2 separate regions of the Homo sapiens genome follow, and region 1 is linked to region 2. The links are chromatin loops, found by intact Hi-C in ENCODE. Cell type or tissue: GM12878. All regions are shown on one strand. Links, peaks and the distances in the headings refer to the core of each region. The heading gives the core; the rest is flanking DNA. Region 1 holds the start of LOC105370283 (a long non-coding RNA gene). Region 2 has its middle 650 kb from the start of LINC00564.

The links. A loop is a pair of places that touch in the nucleus more often than their neighbours do. Peaks named below come from ENCODE experiments on the same cell type or tissue, not always from the same donor. Only the 100,000 strongest peaks of a DNase experiment are listed, where the experiment ranks them.
Region 1: a loop joins it to region 2, with 2.1 times the contacts of the local background. A loop is called at or near these places in 10 of 110 quality-filtered maps.

The regions. Positions count from the first base shown.
Region 1 is chr13:81,529,970-81,539,886 of GRCh38, reverse strand. It overlaps LOC105370283 (a long non-coding RNA gene), which reads right to left and starts at 6,568. Exons shown (of 4, transcript XR_942125.2): 1 at 6,435-6,568. In GM12878, for the core only: no CTCF peak of the experiment used is centred there; no DNase peak of the experiment used is centred there.
Region 2 is chr13:81,868,423-81,878,339 of GRCh38, reverse strand. No RefSeq gene overlaps it. Among named protein-coding and RNA genes, the nearest start is that of LINC00564, 650 kb to the right of the region's middle. RefSeq lists enhancers at 2,501-3,187, 3,188-3,875. In GM12878, for the core only: a CTCF peak has its summit at 5,601; no DNase peak of the experiment used is centred there.

The sequences.
Region 1 (9,917 bases), core at 738-8,737, 340 kb after region 2:
CAATCTTATTGGATGCTATAGGCCTCCACCCTTATGACGTCATTAAACTTTAAATGCCGGTTTAAAGGGCTTATATCTAAATACAGTTACATTGAGATGTAATATAAGCTGCTGAAGGCTTTCTCCCTACTTTGAGTTCTTCCATAACCAATTGCAATCTAACTTAGTATGAAAAGAAAAAAAAAGCTAATTTAAAAGTATAGTTTTGTAACAAATAACCAGGGTTTCAGCCAATCACAAACAGTTAAGCTTAACTAATCACAGCTAGCCAAGTGAACACACTATGCCCAAATAAGGCAGATGCCTGGCTGTAGTCAATCAGGCGATTTCTCCATTTTGCATCCCTATTTGACCTCTACAAGCTCACTCTTCACACAGCTGGGTGAACCGCTCCGAACTTCTTCTGGTTCTGAGTTATTCTAAACCAATCTTTGCTCAAATAAACTCTGCTAAATTTGTTTTGTCTGAAAGTTTCTTTTAATAGTGGGTTAGGGCTTTGACATATCTATTTTGGGGACATATAATTTAATCCACGATATGTACCTCCTATATTAATAAGGCAGAATCACCTCTTAAGTATTCTTGCTAATAAATTGAACTTAGAGCTATTCAAAATTTTATGTCTAACTACCAGTTTACAGGAAACACAGAGACTAAACCTCTGTGACAAGGAGCTACAAAGATGACTTTGGAGGAATGGGCAGGCTTCAATATGTTAATAGAAAATTGAACTGGACAAGTTAAACAGGTAAGGAAGACCTTATACAAGACTATTGCAATAGGAAAGGGATGTTGAATTCAACTGTCTTGAAACAAAAGGCTGGAGAGCTTTAAGCACCAGGACATGCTAGTGGAACAGTACTGGAAAACTTTACAGGATAGGTTGATAAATAGGATTAGACCATCTATGTTTCCTAATTGATACCTAATTGGCACCTCTCCTCTCACAGAGACTGAAAGATAGAGGTTCTATCATTCTTGATGATTGCATTTCAATGGGATGACTCCCAGATCCTTGAGAAAGAGATTCCTAAGTTGTAAATTCGGCAAGAGGCTTCATGATTTGCATCTCAAAGAAGCAGATAAATGATTTAAAATTGCATACTTTATAAAGCAAATGCTATAAGAAAAGGTAGCTCAGAAACCTATGGGTAAAATGAAACTTGTCTAATGTTTACTCCAGCTGAAGGGGAAATTAACACCTTTTTGATCAAGGACAACTGATTCTGTTTCTTCAAGAGTTAATGGAATAAAAATGTTAGAGGAAACACCTAATTTAAAAAATACTTAAATACAACACAATGCAAGATATGGGCATTTATTACAGACTGAACTGAACAGACCAACTTTAAGACTTTTTTGGGGGGCATATCATAAATATTTTAAATAATTTTTTTGAATTGACAAGTATCTATGAAGGACAATGTGATGTAAGAGATGTACATATTGTGAAATAATAAAATCAAGATAATTCATATACCCATTACCTCACATATTAATTTTTTGTTGTAAGAACATCTGAAATGTACTCCCTTAGCAATTTTGAAATATGTTATTATTAACTATACTCTGCTGTGCAATAAACCTCAAAAACGTATTCCTCCTAACTGAAACTTGTACCCTTTAATGCACATGTCTACACTTAATGCCCCAGCCCCAAACCAGCCTTCGATAACCACCATTCTCCTCTCAACTTTTATGAGATCGACATTTTTAGATTCCACATACAAGTAAGCTCATGCGGTAACAGTCTTTTTGTGCCTACTTAATGTCACTTGGCATAATGCCCTCCAAGTTTTATCCATGTTGTTGCACAAAACAGAATTCCATTCTATTTTTGTAAGACTGAATGGTATTCCATTGTACATATAATCCCACTTTCTTTATTCATTCATCATTTGATGTACACTTAGGTTGATTCCACATCTTGGCTATTGTGAATAATGCTGCAATGAACATGGGAGTGCAGATATCTCTTCAAACTACTGATTTCAATTTCTTTGGATATATGCCCAGTGGTGGGATTGCTGAATCATATGGTAGTTCCATTTTTAGTTTTTAAAGGAACTTCCAGACTTTTCCATAATGTCTGTACTAAATTGCATCCTTGCCAACAGTGTATAAGGGTTCCTTTTTCTCTACATACTCACCACTTATGATCTTTCACCTTTCTGAATATAGTCATTCTAACATGTATGAGAAGATATTTTATTGTGGTTTTAACGTGCATTTCTCTGATGACTGATGATGTTAAGCATTTTTTTTCATATGCTTGTTGGCTATTTTTATGTATTTTTTTGACAAATATCAATTCATGGCTCACGCCTGTAATCCCAGCACTTTGGGAGGCCGAGGCGGGCGGATAACGAGGTCAGGAGATCAAGACCATCCCGGCTAAAACGGTGAAACCCCGTCTCTACTAAAAATACAAAAAATTAGCCGGGCGTAGTGGCGGGCGCCTGTAGTCCCAGCTACTTGGGAGGCTGAGGCAGGAGAATGGCGTGAACCCGGGAGGCGGAGCTTGCAGTGAGCCGAGATCCCGCCACTGCACTCCAGCCTGGGCGACAGAGCGAGACTCCGTCTCAAAAAAAAAAAAAAAAAAATCAATTCATGTACTTGCCTATTAACTTTTATTTTAGGTTTGGGGTACATTTGCATGTTTGTTATCTAGATAAAATGCATGTCACAGGGATTTGGTATACAGATTATTTTGTTGTCCAGGTAATGAGCATGGTACGCAATAGGTAGTTGTCTAATCTTCTGTCTCCTCCCAACCTCCATCATCAAGTAGGTCCCGATGTCTGTTGTTTCTTCCTATCCATGTGCATAAAATGTTTTCCCATTTGTTGGTGTTATCTCTGATTTCTTTGAGCAGTGTTTTGTAATTATCATTGTAGAGCTCTTTCACCTCCCTGGTTAGCCATATTTCTAGACATTTTATTCTTTTAATGTCTATTGTGAATGAGTTAGTGTTGTTGATTAGGTTCTCAGCCTGGATGTTGTCGGAGTATAAAAATACTATAGGTTTGTGTACATTGATTTTGGATCCTGAAACTTTGCCAAAGTTGTTTATCAGATCTGGGAGTTTTTGGACAAAAACTGTGGGGTTTTCAATGTATAGAATCATAAATCTGCAAACAGATATAGTTTGACTTCCTCTCTTCCTATTTGTTTGCCTTTTATTTCTCTCTCTTGTCTGATTGCTCTGGCTAACACATCTATTACTATGTTGAATAGGAGTGGTGAAAGTGGGCATCCTCGTCTTGTTCCAGGACTCAAGAGGAATGCTTTCAGCTTTTGCCCATTCAGTATAATGTAGGCTATGGGTTTGTCATAGTTGACTCATTATTTTGAGGTATGTTCCTTCAATGTCTAGTTTGTTGAAGGTTTTCTACATGAAGCGATGTTGAATTTTATTGAAAGTTTTTTCAGCATGTATTGAGATGATCATGTGGTTTTTGTTTTTAGTTCTGTTTACGTGGTGAATTACATTTATTGATTTGCATATGTTGAAACAGCTTTGCATCCTAGGGATAAAGCCTACTTGATTATGGTGGATTCGATTTTGGATGTGCTGCTAGATTAGGCTTGCTTGTATTTTGCTGAGGATTTTTGCATCAATTTTCATCAAAAATATTGGCCTGAAGTTTTCTTTTTTTGTTGTGTCTCTACCAGGTTTTAATATCCGGATGATGCTAGCTTCATCCAGTTAGTTAGGGAGGAATCCTTCCATCTCAATTTTTTGAAATAGTTTCAGTAGGCATAATACCAGCTCTTCTTTATACATCTTGTAGAATTCATCTGTGGATCTGTCTGGTCCTGGGCTTTTTTCTAGCTGGTAGGCTTTTTGTGACTGATTCAATTGCAGAACTTGTTATTGATCTGTTCAGGGATTCAGATTCTTTCTAGTTCAATCTTGGGAGGTTGTATGTTTCCAGGAATTCATCTATTTCTTTTCAGTTTTGTAGTTTTTGTGCATAGAGGTGTTCATAGTAGTCTCAGAAGATTTTGTATTCCTGTGGCATCAGTGGTAATGTCCCCTTTGTCATTTTTGATTGTGTTTATTTGGATCTTCATTTTTTCTTTATTATTCTTGCTAGCAGTCTATCAATCTTATTTTTACTTTCATTTTGACCTTGTAGAATCTGACAACTGTGTCTTAGGGATAGTCATCTGGTATAGTATCTCACAGGGGTTCTCTGCATTTCCTAGATTTGAATGTTGGCCTCTCTAGCGAGGTGGGAAAAATTTTTGTGGATGATATCCTCAAATATGTTTTCCAAGTTGCTTGCTTTCTCTCCTCAGGAATCCCAATGAGTCATAGATTTGGTCTCTTTACACAATTCCATATTACGTGAAGGCTTTATTCATTCTTCTTTATTGTTTTTCTTTATTTTGTCTGACTGAGTTATTTTGGAAAACTGGTATTTGAGCTCCGATATTCTTTCCTTAGTTTGGTCAATTTTGCTGTTAATACTTGAGACTGTATTCTGAAATGCTTGAAGTGAGTTTTTCAGCTGTATTAATTCAGTTTGGTCCTTTCTTAATGGCCATTTTGTCTTTAATCTCCTGTATCATTTTATTGCATTCTGTAAATTCCTTGGATTAGGTTTTGACTTTCTCCTGAATGTTGATGATCTTCATTCCTATCCATATTCTGAATTCTATTTCTGACATTTCTCACATTTCAGCCTGGTTGAAAACCAGCGCTTAGGAACTAGTGCAGTTGTTTGGAAGTAAGAAGATATTCTGGGTTTTTTAATTGCCAAAGTTCTTGTGCTGGTTCTTTCTCATCTGTGTGGGCTGATGTTCCTTAAATCTTTGAAGTTGCTGTCCTTTGCATTTTTGTATGCCCTTGGGAGTTTGATTGTGGTAAAAGGTAAGTTCAGTCAACTGGTTTTGATTCTAGTCTGTTCCTTGGTCTTGGAGAAGCCTGCTCTCATTATTGTCTCCGTAAATGTGTTTCTCTTGTTGGGTGTTCTGGTCAAGATCTTGGAAGTCTGGAGTCTTATAAATTAATTAAATTTGTTTCTTCAAAACCTTGGAGTAAAACTGATGCTACAGAAATACATACCACAGATATTCTCCTCTTGTGCATCATCCCTGCAGAGACTTAAGGTTGCGGCTACTCCAGTTACGGAAGCATGTAGTAGTGGAGTAATTAGAGTTAATAGGAAAAACAGGGAGCTTCCTGCCTGGACTCCCAAGAAGCCTGAGAACTGCCAGGACCCAGGGCGGTTAGGACCTAGGCCCGCCCCTACCTACTTTGCCCATATTTATTGTAAATTGAGTTATTTGTTTTCTTGTTATTGAGTCGTTTGATTCGTTATACATTTTGGATATTAATCCCTTATCAGTTTTATGATTTGCAAGTATTTTCTGTTACTCCATAGATTCTCTCTTTACTCTGTTAATTGTTCCCTTTGCTGTGCAGGAACTTTTTAGTATAATGCAATACTATTCATCTATTTTTGCTTTTATTCCCTGTGTTTTGGGGGTCAAATCCAAAAACTCATTGCCCAGTCCAATGTTGTGGAGGTTTCCCCTTATGTTTTTGTTTAGTGGTTTTACAATTTCAGGTCTCATATTTAAGCCTTCAATCCATTTTGAGTTGATTTTTGTAGATGTTGTAAGATGAGGGTCCAATCTCATTCTTCTGCACATGGATGTCCAATGTCATTTATATATATTTTTAAAAACTGTCCTTTTCTCATTTTGTGTTTTTAGAACCTTTGTCAGAAAACAACTGACTGTAAATGCATAGGTTCATTTCTGGGTTCTCTATTCTTTTCTGTTTGTTGGTGTGTCTATTTTTTATGCCACTGCCATGCTCTTTTAAGGACTATAGCTTTGTAGAACATATTTCAAAATCAGATAGTTTGATGCCCCTAGCTTTGTTGAAATATACATTTTTTTAGTCAATCAGTGGTACAGTAGTCACCCCTTATCTGTGTATTCACTTTCCATGGCTTCAGTTACCATCAGTCATCTGCATTTCAAAAATATTAAGTGAAAAATGCCAGAAATGAACAATTTATAAGTTTTAAAGTGCATGCTGTTCTGAATACATAATAAAATTTTGCACTGTCCCAACTCTATCCCACCTAGGGTATGAATCATCTGCTTTATGACAGTTATATTATTATAATTGTTCTAGTTCTTATCAGATATTGTTGCTAATATCTTGCTATCCTAAATTTGTACTTTAAACTTTATAATACAAATGTTTGTATAGGAAAAAACGTAAAATATGTAAATTGGTACTATCCTAGATTTCCTGCGTCCACTGGGGATCTTGGAATGTATCCTCAGAGGATTAGAGGGAACTATTTTATTTTGTTATGAACTGGGTGCTATATAAAATCAATACATTATTTTAAATTTTGGTTAAAAATGCCATTATTTTTATTATGAAATTAGTCATATGTTCTTACCATTTGGAGATATATGCTGAAGTGTATAAAGGGATGAAATCACCTGATATCTTCAATATGCTTTAATATACATCCATAAATCGGAAACCCTCTTTTTCACTCTTGTTTTTCTACCTTCTTCCCTTCCTTCCAGCCTTCTGTCCTCTGAGCATACCTGGGGGCAATAATAAGGACACTTAGAACTCAGACCTTGATTTTTAAATACCTTAGAAAAATGTTCAATTCCAGGACAAAGGAAAAGAAAGAGTAATCTGACCCTGAAATAATTTTTGTGTGTGAGAAAAATAAACAATTTCTTGTAAAATTATAGGGGTATATTAAAATAACACAGAAGCCAGCTTCAAGGAGCTTTTTCAATTAAATCTAAGGCAATTTGAGCATTAAAATCCTACTAATATTAGATTGTTCTAATTAAAACAGAAATGTGTGGATCAACACAGATACTAATACAGAATAAATAGAAGTCAAATACCTTTCTTACCATAGAACACCAACTAGAAATGTAGAATAAAATATTAAATTAGAAAATCACATTTGACAACCATCATATTAATAATTCATTAATTTACCTGAGAAATATCAATGGATGCTAAAACTAATGTGGAAAGAGGGATGAAAATTTGAGATTTACATGGTTTCGAAATATCTTGTCATAAAGGACTCATTAATTGTAGTGGGAATGGGATGGGGAAACATCGCTTTATGATGGCAAAATCTGTCTGATATCATCTTGAGTAGCCCAATTTAACACTGCAAGTAACGAATCCAGTAGACATTGGGTGTCACTTGATAGAATGCCATGAGATAGCAGTATTATTTCTGTGATAATTTAGCTAAACAATGCATCACCTGAATCTACTCACGCAGAAATATCCTATAAACACACATGAAAAAATATTCTACAAAATTATTGGTTTGTAATAAAAATTTCTTAGTCATGTAAGCCAATAAAGGCTGATAAATTATTTCAGATTGAAGGAAACTAGAAAGACATAAGAGAAAGTCTAAATAAGTGAGTGCAATATATGATCCTAGTTTGGATTTTTTTGCTGTTAAAAAAAAGAATACACTATGAAATCAATTAGAGGTTCTCTATATGTTGGATGTATAGCATTCTTTGTATTATTTTTGCAAGTTTTCATTGAGTATGTTGCCTGAGAATATGAATGCATTTAAACAATATAATGGGTATATAAATACAAGGAATTTCAATGATTTTGGAAAATAATTCTGAATTGCTATTTTTCTGTATTCTTCATATGAAATTTTGATCATTTAGGTAATGTAGAAAAAAATTAGAAAACATAAAATATGTTCCTGCATTAAAAATGTATGTAATAAAAATCTCAAACACATAAAAAATTGGGAGAATTTAAATTAACTCACATTTTTCTACTCCTATCTTTTAAAATTACAAAAAAATTAACAAGCAATTTTGTTTAATTCTTTTCAGAACTACTGATTCACTTATTTTAAATTTCAAAGAACGTTGAAACTTAGAGAAAATTACTAGAGTGGGAAAAAGAGGGAGAATACTCGTTTTATGCTGAGTAAAATAAACAACACACTCTCTTTGAGGACTAAGTTCCTCTGTGATAGTGTGCTAGAGATGATGATAACTCCCTTATATTACTAAGTTACTGTGTATGCTATACTGAGCTAAATGAAATTTTACCAACCTGAGATAGTCTGTGTCTCTTTGCATAACTATACTGAGAATAACTTTGCCACATGGCGCCATAACTTACATGAGCTCCTTCAAAAGCAAAATCTGAGACAGCCTTTTACAAGTCACTCCTAGACTTAACCTATTCTAAGTTCATTCCATGTGCCCCTGAAATTGAAATGGTAATTTTGTATTACTTTCTATGATGGTGTTCAATCTGACTATTACCTCAAAAAGTCATACTTAAACTGTTTAGAAAATTAATAGTCAAAAGCACATTCTCTTTTATTATAGCAATAATTATCACATAGTACTTATTAAGGGTCTAGTGTATACTGCATAATGCTGACACTGGTGTTCTTGTTTTTCCCCTATGGTAAAGTATTTGGAGTACAGGGCTGCTTTGTTGTAAATAAACATTATTTTCATATATATGGCTAACCAGGTAATCTTTCAAAACCAAATGTTTTTCCTGAGCAATGACATAAAAGTAGTTAGAACCTGTAACACATTCAGATTATATAGTCCAATAAGTAATACCCTGTTTATTGCAGTTTTTAAAAAAATGCAGACCTATTGTTTGTTTTTACTACACTATTTTTTATGGTTAGCATAACTTAGTACTACTTATTCCAAACCAGAAATCTGCAAGCCTCTGAAAACTGATCTTCCTCCATTGCCCACCTGATTCCATTAATTATTGTTTCTCAATACTGCTGCTTCAATATCTCTGTAATAGGATTACATCATTATGCTTCATGAGACATTCAATGGTTTTCCATAATTCAGCAGATAAACATTAAATGTTTTTAAATGATGATGCAAGGCCTTTTATGATCTGCACTCATGACTTCTCTCCTTTGCACCCCTATCATGAACACTTGCTAATTCTTGTAGTTTTTACAATGGAGTCTTTCCCGTTGCTTCTCTTGGCATAATTTGCTTCATATGCCTGGAACTCAGTACTTTAAATAATTCCTTTCTCTTGGTATCTGCCTTTCATCCACTGAAGTGTCTCCACATCAATCAAAACAGAAGATTCTTAAGCATCTAACCTTACTAATTGCTAGCCTTACCTAATGGACTCTTGACATATGACCTTCTTTCCTTTGTATATGCTTCTATTTAATGATTGTCCACGGTATTGAAATTTTACATGTATTTACATGTTTTTCTCCTCCTACTACATCTCTAAGCTCCTTGAGGACAAAAATTATTTCCAATTTATCTTTTGTCTCTCCAGAAAAAAAAAAGAAATTACTTTACCCAGAACGTATATTCAGAAAATATTTGACTACATTAATTTAGAAAATGTTCATCAGAAAAATGCAGAAGGGAAAGAAAAGGAATATTAGAAGCCCTGTTAAAACAGAATCTAAAAGAAAGGTAAACTCAGTTCATTCTTTAGGTTTCTCTTAGTGTAATTTTAATGCTGATGCCAGGGTTTTTCATTTTATTCTCTTTTAAAGAAATTCAGAAAATTAAATTCACACCAGTGATAATTCGATACTGGAAAAAATTGATCATCAGGATAAGATCCTGCAGCTGACCATCAGTTTTATATGAGTATTATATAATAAAACATTTTTTTCTTGAAGAGCATTGTAATATTGTAATATGATAAAAAAGAAAAATTTTGAGCAATTAAAACTCCACTTAAACTTACTTACTTTTAAAACACTCACTGTAGTTTTTTCTTGTTCAAGAAAATGACAATATGAATAATTAAAATTTATTACACAATTGTAACAGCCCAACAGGTTCATCTTGCCCACTGCCGAGATAGAACGAATATATCAAGATGGGGACTGTGATAG
Region 2 (9,917 bases), core at 716-8,715:
TATTACATTCTCCACAACAGTTAAATTTGAGATTACAACATGACTAAATTCATGACAATATGTAGTCATTTGCTATGATACAGCTAAATTTATAGAGAACAGATAGATAAATTCAACAGAGATGAGATAGGACAATTGCCTTTTCAGATTTCACATCTATGTTGGTAACATTTACCTCTACAATCCCTTCCATAACACACCAGCGATTTTTGTTACTATCACGCCACAATTGGTTTACAGTCTTAAGGGCTTCCATTTGTTCTTCCTACTGCAATAAGCTTTCTTCTATAGATCAAGAACAAATGCTAGTATTCAACCTTCTGGTAACTATGTCTGTCCAATTATATGTTGATGAACCAGGACAATTAACTCAAGATCCCTTTAGGCACCTTCTGAAAACTTTATTTTTTAATATTCATTAGTTTCCACTCTAATTTTGGATTGTGATGATGTTTTGAGTCACTAGGCATTAGTGTTAGTTTGGATTTTATATGTTGTAAGGATCGGAATCCTTAAAAAGTCAGGATATTTACTTTTCTAAGTATATATTTGCCTTGGAAAACCATTACCTATCTATTTGAAAAGAATTGGAGAAATAATTAATACATAGATTTAGGTGAAGTTGCAGAGATCTTCCTCAAAGTGCTATTTATTCCACAAATATTGATCTCTGGCACTGTGGGTTCTGACCTGAGAAATAAGTGGACTGTGAGTTTTGTCATGGGTAATATCAGATACCTGCTTCTTGGCTGTCAAGGCTTTATAATTATGCAAATTAGGGAGCACTTTGGGTGGCTTCTATTTATGATGCCTCTGAAAATCCATGATCTATTAGCAACCACTTAAGTTATGATTCTACCTGGCTTTGCAAATCAGATAATATGCTAGAAGATAAACACACACACACACACACACACACATACATTTGGAGTAGAGGAGAGAGAAAGAGAGGAGAAAATCAGACTTGTAGCAGTAGCAGTAGTGATAGGTTTTATGAGTGCTGGCTGTGTAAAATAGCCAGACTAAGCTTCATGGAAAAAGTAACATCCGAGTAAAGATTGAAAGGGAGGAAATTGGTCAAGTGATAAGTAGCTATCAGGAGTTAGAGGCTTCCCAACAGACAAACAGCTAAAGAAAATGTCCCAAAACAGGAATTTTTTTTCACATTTGCAAGATTAGCAGGACCAATATAATCACAGTGACTCCACTGTGATAAGCAAGATAACAGGCCATGAAGGGAGATGATGCCAATTTGTGTACTACCTTGCCGACCATTTTAAGGTATTTGAGTATAATGCTGTCTTAAAATAATAATAATACATCTGAATGAGAGATAGAAGAGACAGAATTGTGCTTAATAGCAAGAACTCTGTAAGCATTGCACCCACCTCTAAACACTTGATATTTGCTTATCAGCTGAGCAACTTTGAACAGTTTTTATTTAAGAAAAATATGTAATTGACAAAGATTGAATATATTCAAGGTGAACAATGTGATGATTTGATATATGTGTATACTGTATAATGATTACCCTCAACAAATTTATTTAATGCATCTATCACCCATGCTGTACATTATAGCCCCAGAAATTGTTCATCTTATAACTGAAAATGTGTGCTTTGAGTAACATCTGTTTCCTCCATTCCTCATCCCCTGACAAGGACCACTCTATTCTTTGCTTCTATGAGTTATACTTTTTAAGATTTTATATAGAAGTTATGTTATGCAATATTTGTCTTTTTGTGTTAGCATAATGTCCTCCAGGCTCATCTATGTTGTTCCAAATTAGTTTTATTCTTTTTATGGCTGAATAATATTGCATTGCATACATATACTATGATTTCCTTATCCATTCATTCATTCATTCATGGACACTTGTTTCCGTATTTTAGCCATTCTGAATAATGTTCCAATGAACATGGGGATGCAGATATCCTTCTGAGATACTTATTTGATTTTCTCTGGATATATACTCAGAAATAGGATTGCTGAATTATATAGTACTTCTATTTTTATTGGGTTGAAGAACCTCCATATCATTTTCTATAACAGGTGTATCAATTTAGATTTCCACCAACAGTGTTCAAAGATTCCCTTTTCTCCACACCCTCATCAGTATTTGTCATGTCTAGTCTTTTTCATCATAATCATTCTAACAGGTATGAAGTAATATTTCATTGTGGTTTTGATGTACATTCAGTTAGTAATGGTGAGTACCTTTTTATATACCTATTTGTCATTTGTATATTTTGTTTGTATAAATGTTTAATCAGGTTCTTTGCCCATTTTAATTTAGGTATTTTTTTTTTTTTGCTGTTAAGCTGAGTGAGTTTCTTTTATATTTTTGTATTAGTACCTTATCAGATATATGGTTTGCAGATATTGTCTACCATTCCATAGGTTGCATTTTCTACCATTCTATAGGTTGCATTAATATTTTATGTAAAATAATCCATGATCATTCTTTCTGTTTTTCCATACATAATTTTGAACATCTGCTTTAAAGAGCTTTTTTTTTTTTAAAAAAAAAAAAACAGCTTAAAGCATATAAGTGTAACCTCCTGAAGAGTCTTCCTGCCCACTGTACAAAAAGCACAGCAATGCAGTAAAGAAAGAGTTTACTAGACATGAGGCCAGCCAGGCCATGTGGGAGATAAAGTAATTACTCAAATCAATCTCAACAAAAGCTCTTAGGTTACAGGTATTTTCAAAGGCAGTTTGCAGGAAGGGGTGAGGTGGCTAGGAAATGAGTGCTTGCTGCTGATTGGTTGGGGCAGAGATTAAATCACAGGGGGTCAAGGCTGTCTTCTGGAGATGAGTCACTCCTGGGTGGGGCCCCAGGAGTGGTTTGCCAAGTCCAAATGGAGCCATCAGGTGTCAGCCATGCAAAAAACCTGAAAAGATTTCTCAAAAGGCAGATCCACAATAGTGATGTTATCTGTAGGGGTAAGCAAGCGGGGAAGTTGCATATCTTGTGAGCAGTCTACACCCTAGCAGAATTCTGGCTCCTGAGTTCCCCCTAGCCTGGTGGTCTCTCATTAGCTTTACAAAGGCAGTTGAGTTTTGGGGAAGGCTATTATCATTTAAACTATAACGTAAATGTCTTCCAAAGCTAGCTTGGCCTAAGCCCAGAAATAATTAAGGCAGCTTGAAAGCTAAACGCGAGAGACAGGGGGTTGGCTAGATCAGATCTTCCCCACTGCCATAATGTTCTCGCTGATAGAATGTTTGCAAAGGTGGTTTCACAAGGGCAGTTTTGTTACATGGACATATTGTGTAGTTGTGAGGTCTGGGGTTTTAGAGCACCCTTTGCCCAATTAGTGAATATTCTACCAGATAGTAATTTTTCGATCTTCACCCCTCTCCACCCTCCTACCTTTTGGAATCTCCAGTATCTGTCATTTACTCTGTATGTCTAATTGTCATGCACGTCCCTGTGAAGAGACCACCAAACAGGCTTTGTGTGAGCAATAAAGCTTTTTAATCACCTGGGTGCAGGCGTGCTGAGACCGAAAAGAGTCAGTGAAGGGAGATAGGGGTGAGACCGTTTTATAGGATTTGGGTAGGTAGTGGAAAATTATAGGCAAAGGGGGTTGTTCTCTGGCAGGCAGGGGCAGGGGGTCACAAGGTGCTCAGTGGGGGAGCTTCTGAGCCAGGAGAAGGAATTTCACAAGGTAATGTCATCAGTTAAGGCAGGAATCGACCATTTTCACTTATTTTATGATTCTTCACTTGCTTCAGGCCATCTGAATGTATACGTGTGGGTCACAGGGGATGTGACGGCTTAGCTTGGGCTCAAAGTCCTGACATCTATGTGTACCCATTGTTTATATGTCACTTATAAGTTCAAACATGCAGTGTTTAACTTTACTTGTTTTTTTATTTATTCATTTACTCTGTATATCTATGTATACCCATTGTTTATCCACCACTTATAAGTGCAAACATGCGATGTTTAACTTTACTTGCTTTTTTATTTATTCTGTATCTCTATGTATACCCATTGTTTATCCACCACTTATAAGTGCAAACATGCAGTGTTTAACTTTCCATAATTATTAGCTATACTCTTTAATCTTGCTAATTCTGTTTAATCTATTCCTATTTATATTTTTAATATGCAGATTTTAGATTTTATAAATTCTAATGCATTATATTGTGAGATATTATAATTTCCTTATAACTAATTATATTAACTTGGCTTTAGATAGTAGACTTAAATAACTATCATAATGAAATGATCAAGTGGTTTTAAAGAATCACTTCGAAAGGAACCACAGGTTGAATGTAATTCTAAAAATACAATAAAACATTTAAATAAGAAAATAGCTGCTTTGAAACGTCTCTGCTACCAAAAGCTTATCATCAGCTCTATCGTGAAATTTAACCATTATAGGTTAAATTTATTGTAGGTTTAATATCATGTGAACCTAATATATAATAGGTTCACATGATAAATTAAGCAATTATTGCAAATTCATGAGGAAGGCTATTTAAAAATTGATTTCATTCAATATCTGTCTTCAACAGTGAAAGTCTTTTGTAAAGCATGTTTCTTTGAAAACATCTAGGATTAGAGAACTGGTGCTTTTGTAATACTGTGCCAGGTCATCCTGTTAGCACTAAGAATCATATCCAAGTCACGTCACCAAAGCATGTCACTGATCGCAAATCCATATGGTTCTGTAGCAACCTCAATCCTTGATTTCTTAGAAGAAAAAATTCAACTGAGGGGCATAAGGCATAAGGAGAGACTGAGGCAGGTTTTGAGCAGCAGTGATAGTTTATTAAAAAGTTTTAGAGCAGGAATGAATGAAAGTAAAGCCCACTTAGAAGAGGGCCAAGTAGGCAACTTGAGAGATCAACTGTACTGTTTGAATTTGGACTTGGGGTTTTATACATTGGCATACTTCTGGGGTCTTGCGTCTCTTTTCCCCTGATTCTTCCCTTGGGGTGCGCTGTCCGCATGTGCAGTGGCCTGCTAGGGTTTGGGAGGGGAACATGTGCAGTGTGCTTACTGGAGTTTTACCCATGCTCACTTGAGGCATTTTCCCCTTACTAGGCCAGTGTTCCTAGAGGAAGGTCATCCACCATTTTGCCTCTTAGTGTGCAAATAATTTGGTAGGTAGGGGGCCAGTAAGTCAGGAGTGCTAATTGGTTGGTTCAGAGCTGAAATCATAGGGAGTCAAAGCTGTCCTCTTCCACTGAGTCAGTTCCTGGGTTGGGGGGCCACAAGACCAGATGAGACCATTTATCAGTCTGAGTGGTGCCAGCTGATCCATCAAGCACAGGGTCTGCAAAATATTTCCATAGTGTGCAGGCTTGAGCCCACTTACTCAACTCTTGAGATTTTATCGAGAAGCTGCCAGTCACCAATTTCAGGATTTTTTATCTATTGGGAGACTGCCTTTCCCTGGTGCTGGCTGTGACAAATTATTATTTTAGAGAGACAGTTAACAATTGCCTGACCATCACTTGATGGTCACCCGACGTTCCTGGTGTGTGTGTTTGGGTGGGGGAAGTCCTCTCCTGCTCTGCTCATATCTGACTAGCTACCACCTATAATTCCTTTGTGGTGCTAATCATGAAATGAAGGGTAGGGGGCAGCAAAAGTCTTTCACGTGTCTGTGGTAGGTAAAATTTTGAACTAATTGAGAGATGAATGTTACAGATGCTCTATCTTTCATACATTAGTCTCTCTAGTACCTTATGTTTAAGACCTCTTAAAAGCAGCATAAAGATTTTATTGTGATTTGTTTTATTTTCTCCTTTCTATAACTCTTCTGATTTAATTCGAGTATTATTAGTTTGCTCACATTTACTGAAATTATTGATATATTTAGATTCATGAGGGTTATTATTCTTTGTTCCACCTGTTTTCGTTTCTCTTTTTTTCTCTTTTACCTTTTCATGCGCATCCGTGTGAAGAGACCCCCAAACAGGCTTCGTGTGAACAATAAAACTTTTAATCACCTGGGTGCAGGCGGGTTGAATCCGAAAAGAGAGTCAGCGAAGGGAGATAGGGGTGGGGCCATTTTATAAGATTTGAGTAGGTAAAGGAAAATTACAGTCAAAGGGGGGTTGTTCTCTGGCGGGCAGGGGTGGGGGTCACAAGGTGCTCAGTGGGGAGCTTTTGAGGCAGCATGCGCCAGGAGAAGGAATTTCACAAGATAATGTCATCAGTTAAGGCAGGAACAGCCCATTTTCATTTCTTTTGTGGTGGAATGTCATCAGTTAAGGCAGGCACCAGCCATCTGGATGTGTACGTGCAGGTCAGAGGGGATATGATGGCTTAGCTTGGGCTCAGAGGCCTGACATTCCTGTCTTCTTAGTGGTAAAGTGTTGGGACGGTGAAAATTTTGGGGGATGGTATTGAGAGATAATGGGCAATGTCTCTCAGGGCTGCTTTGAGCAGGATTAGGGGCAGCATGGGAACCTAGAGTTCCCAAGCTTAATCTCTGGAGAGATTAAGCTGAAGGAAGATTTTGTGGTAAGGGGTGATATTGTGGGACTGTTAGAAGAAACATTTGTCATTTAGAATTATTGGTGATGGCCTGGATATGGTTTTGTATGAATTGAAAAACTAAACGGAATACGAGAAGGAGAAAAACAGGTATTAAAGGTGTAAGAATTGGGAGGACCCAGGACATCTGATTAGAGAGTGCCTAAGGAGATTCAGCATAGTCCTGCCAGTAAAGATTATTTATTTACTTCAAGAGTTAAGAGTGGCAGTTTGGGGATAGCACCGGGAGATATCAGCTGTGATGGCTTGGAGAAACAGTGTAAACCGGCAGTGTAAACAAGAGCAGGGCATGTATGAGTAGTTGAGAACGGTGAATAGGAGTATGACTAGACAGAAGATAGTAGGGATGACAAGTTTTCTGGGGCACAGTCCAAGTTGGTCTGGTGTCTGGAATGAGACTGGGGCTTAATAAAAAGGAACATCTATACAGGAGCTCAAATGGGCTGTACCCTGTAGCATTCCAAGGACAGGCCTGAATTCTGAGAAGGGAAAGTGGTAAAAGTATTGTCCAGTCCTCTTTAAGTTGGTGGCTGAGCTTGGTGAGGTGTGTTTTTAAAAGACCTTTAGTCTGTTCTACTTTTCCTGAAGACTGAGGACCATAAGGGATATAAAGGTTTCACTGGATACTAAGAGCCTGAAAAAACGCTTGGCTGATTTGACTAATAAAGGCTGGTCTACTATCGGACTGTACAGAGTTGGGAAGGCCAAACCGAGGAATTATGTCTGACAGAAGGGAAGAAATGACAGTGGTGGCCTTCTCGGACCTTGTAGGAAAGGCCTCTACCTATCCAGTGAAAGTGTCTACCTAGACTAGGAGGTCTTTTAGTTTTCTGACTCGGGGCATGTGAGTAAAGTCAATTTGCAGTCTTGGGCAGGAGCAAATCCTCTAGCTTGATGTGTAGGAAAGGGAGGAGGCCTGAACAATCCCTGAGGGGTAGTAGAATAGCAAATGGAACACTGAGTAGTGATTTCCTTGAGGATAGATTTCCAGGATGGAAAGGAAATGAGAGGTTCTAAGAGATGGGCTAGCGGCTTGTAACCTACACGGAAGAGGTTATGAAATGACGACAGAATAGAATGGGCCTGTGAGGCTGGAAGGAGATATTTTCCTTGGTCTCAGAACCATTTGCCTTGTGTGGGAAGAGATTGATAGGTGGAAGTTTCAGCGGGGGTGTAGGTGGGAGTGACTGATGTGAAGGAGAAAATCTGGCTGTGAGGGACAGAAAGTGGAAAGCTAGCTGCTTGTCAAGCCACCTTATCAGCATAAGCGTTGCCTAGAGCAATGGGATCTGATGCCATTTGATGGCCTTTGCAGTGAATGACTCCAGCTTCCTTTGGAAGTAAAGCAGCCTTGAGTAGAGTTTTTATTAAAGAGACATTAATGATGGAGGACCCTTGTGTAGTGAGGAAACCTCTTTCAGCCTATATAGCAGCATGGTGGTGCAGAATATGAAAGGCATATTTAGATTCAGTGTAAATATTGACGCGTAGTCCTTTTGCAAGAGTGAGGGCTTGAGTTAAGGCAACTAATTCGGCTTACTGAGAGGTAGTGGAGGGGAACAGAGCGGTAGCCTCAATAACAGATGTGGAAGATATTATTGCATAGCCTGCCTTTGCTGGTGAGTGGCGATTAGGCCTGGTGGAACTGCCATCAATAAACCAAGTGTGATCAGGTTTAGAAACAGGGAAGAAGAAAATGTGGGGAGTTGGGGTGAACGTCAGGTGGATCAGAGAGATGCAGTCATGAGGGTCAGGTGTGGTATCCGGAATAACGTGGGAGGCTAGATTGAAGTTCATGCCAGGAACAATGGTAATTGTGGGAGACTCAACAAAGAGTGAGTATAGCTGAAGGAGCTGGGGAGCAGAAAGTATATGCGTCAGGTGTGAGGAAGAAAATAGATTTTGGAAGTTATGAGAAATGTAGAGTGAGTTGAGCATAGTTTGTGATTTTGAGGGCCTCTAAAAGTATTAAAGCAGCGGCAGCCGCTGCACGCAGACATGAGGGCTAGGCTAAAACAGTAAGGTCAAGTTGTTTGCACAGAAAGGCTACAGGGTGCGGTCGCAGCTCTTGCGTAAGAATTCTGCCCGCACTAACCATGCCTAGGAAGGAAACGAGTTGTTGTTTTGTAGAAGGGATTGGGGTTTGGGAGATTAGCCGGACACGATCAGCAGGGAGAGCACATGTGTTTTTATGAGAATTATGCCGAGATAGGTAACAGATGAGGAAGAAATTTGGGCATGACTGAAGTAATGGGGGCTGTCTGTGAAGACTTGCGGCAGTACAGCCCAGGTAATTTGCTGAGCCTGATGGGTGTCACGGTCAGTCTAAGTGAAAGCAAAGAGAGGCTGGGATGAAGGGTGCAAAGGAATAGTAAAGAAAGCATGTTTGAGATCTAGAACAGAATAATGGATTGTGGAGGGAGGTATTGAGGATAGGAGAGTATATGGGTTTGGCACCAAGGGGTGGATAGGCAAAACAATTTGGTTGATAAGGCGCAGATCTTGAACTAACCTGTAAGCCTTGTCTGGCTTTAGAACAGGTGAAACGGGGGAATTGTAAGGGGAGTTTATAGATTTTAGAAGCCCATGCTGTAGTAGGTGAGTGATAACAGGATTTAATCCTTTTAAAGCGTGCTGTAGGATGGGATATTGGCGTTGAGTGGGGTAAGGGTGATTAGGTTTTAATGGGATGGTAATGGGCATGTGATCGGTTGCCAGGGAAGGAGTCGAGATATCCCATACTTGTGGGTTAAGGTAGGGCGATACGAGAGGAAGACACAAATAAGGCTTTGGGTTGGGGAGAAGGGCGGCAATGAGATGCAGCTGTAGGCTGTAGTCCAGGAATAGTCAGGGAAGCAGATAATTTAGTTAAAATGTCTTGGTCTAATAAGGGAACTGGGCAGGTGGGGATAATTAAAAAAGAGTGCATAAAGGAATGTTTTCTAAGTTGGCACCAGAGTTGGGGAGTTTTAAGAGGTTTAGAAGCCTGGCTGTCAATACCCACAACAGTTATGGATGCAAGGGAAACAGGCCCTTGAAAAGAAGGTAATGTGGAGTGGGTAGCCTCTGTATTGACTAAGAAGGGGACGGACTTACTCTCCACTGTGAGAGTTATCCAGAGCGTCTGTGATGGTCCTGTAGGCTTCCAAGGCAATCAGGCACTGTCAGTCTTCAGCTGCTAAGCCAAGAAGATCTGGGAAGGAGTCAGTCAGAGAGCCTTGGGCCAGAGTTCCAGGGGCTCTGGGAGTGGCTGCGAGGTGAGTTGAACAGTCTGATTTTTAGTGGGGTCCTGCACAGAGGGAACATGGCTTAGGAGGAATCCCGGGCTCTGGGCATTCCTCGGCCCAGTGGCCAGATTTCCAGCACTTGTAGCAAGCTTCTGGGGGAGGAGGTT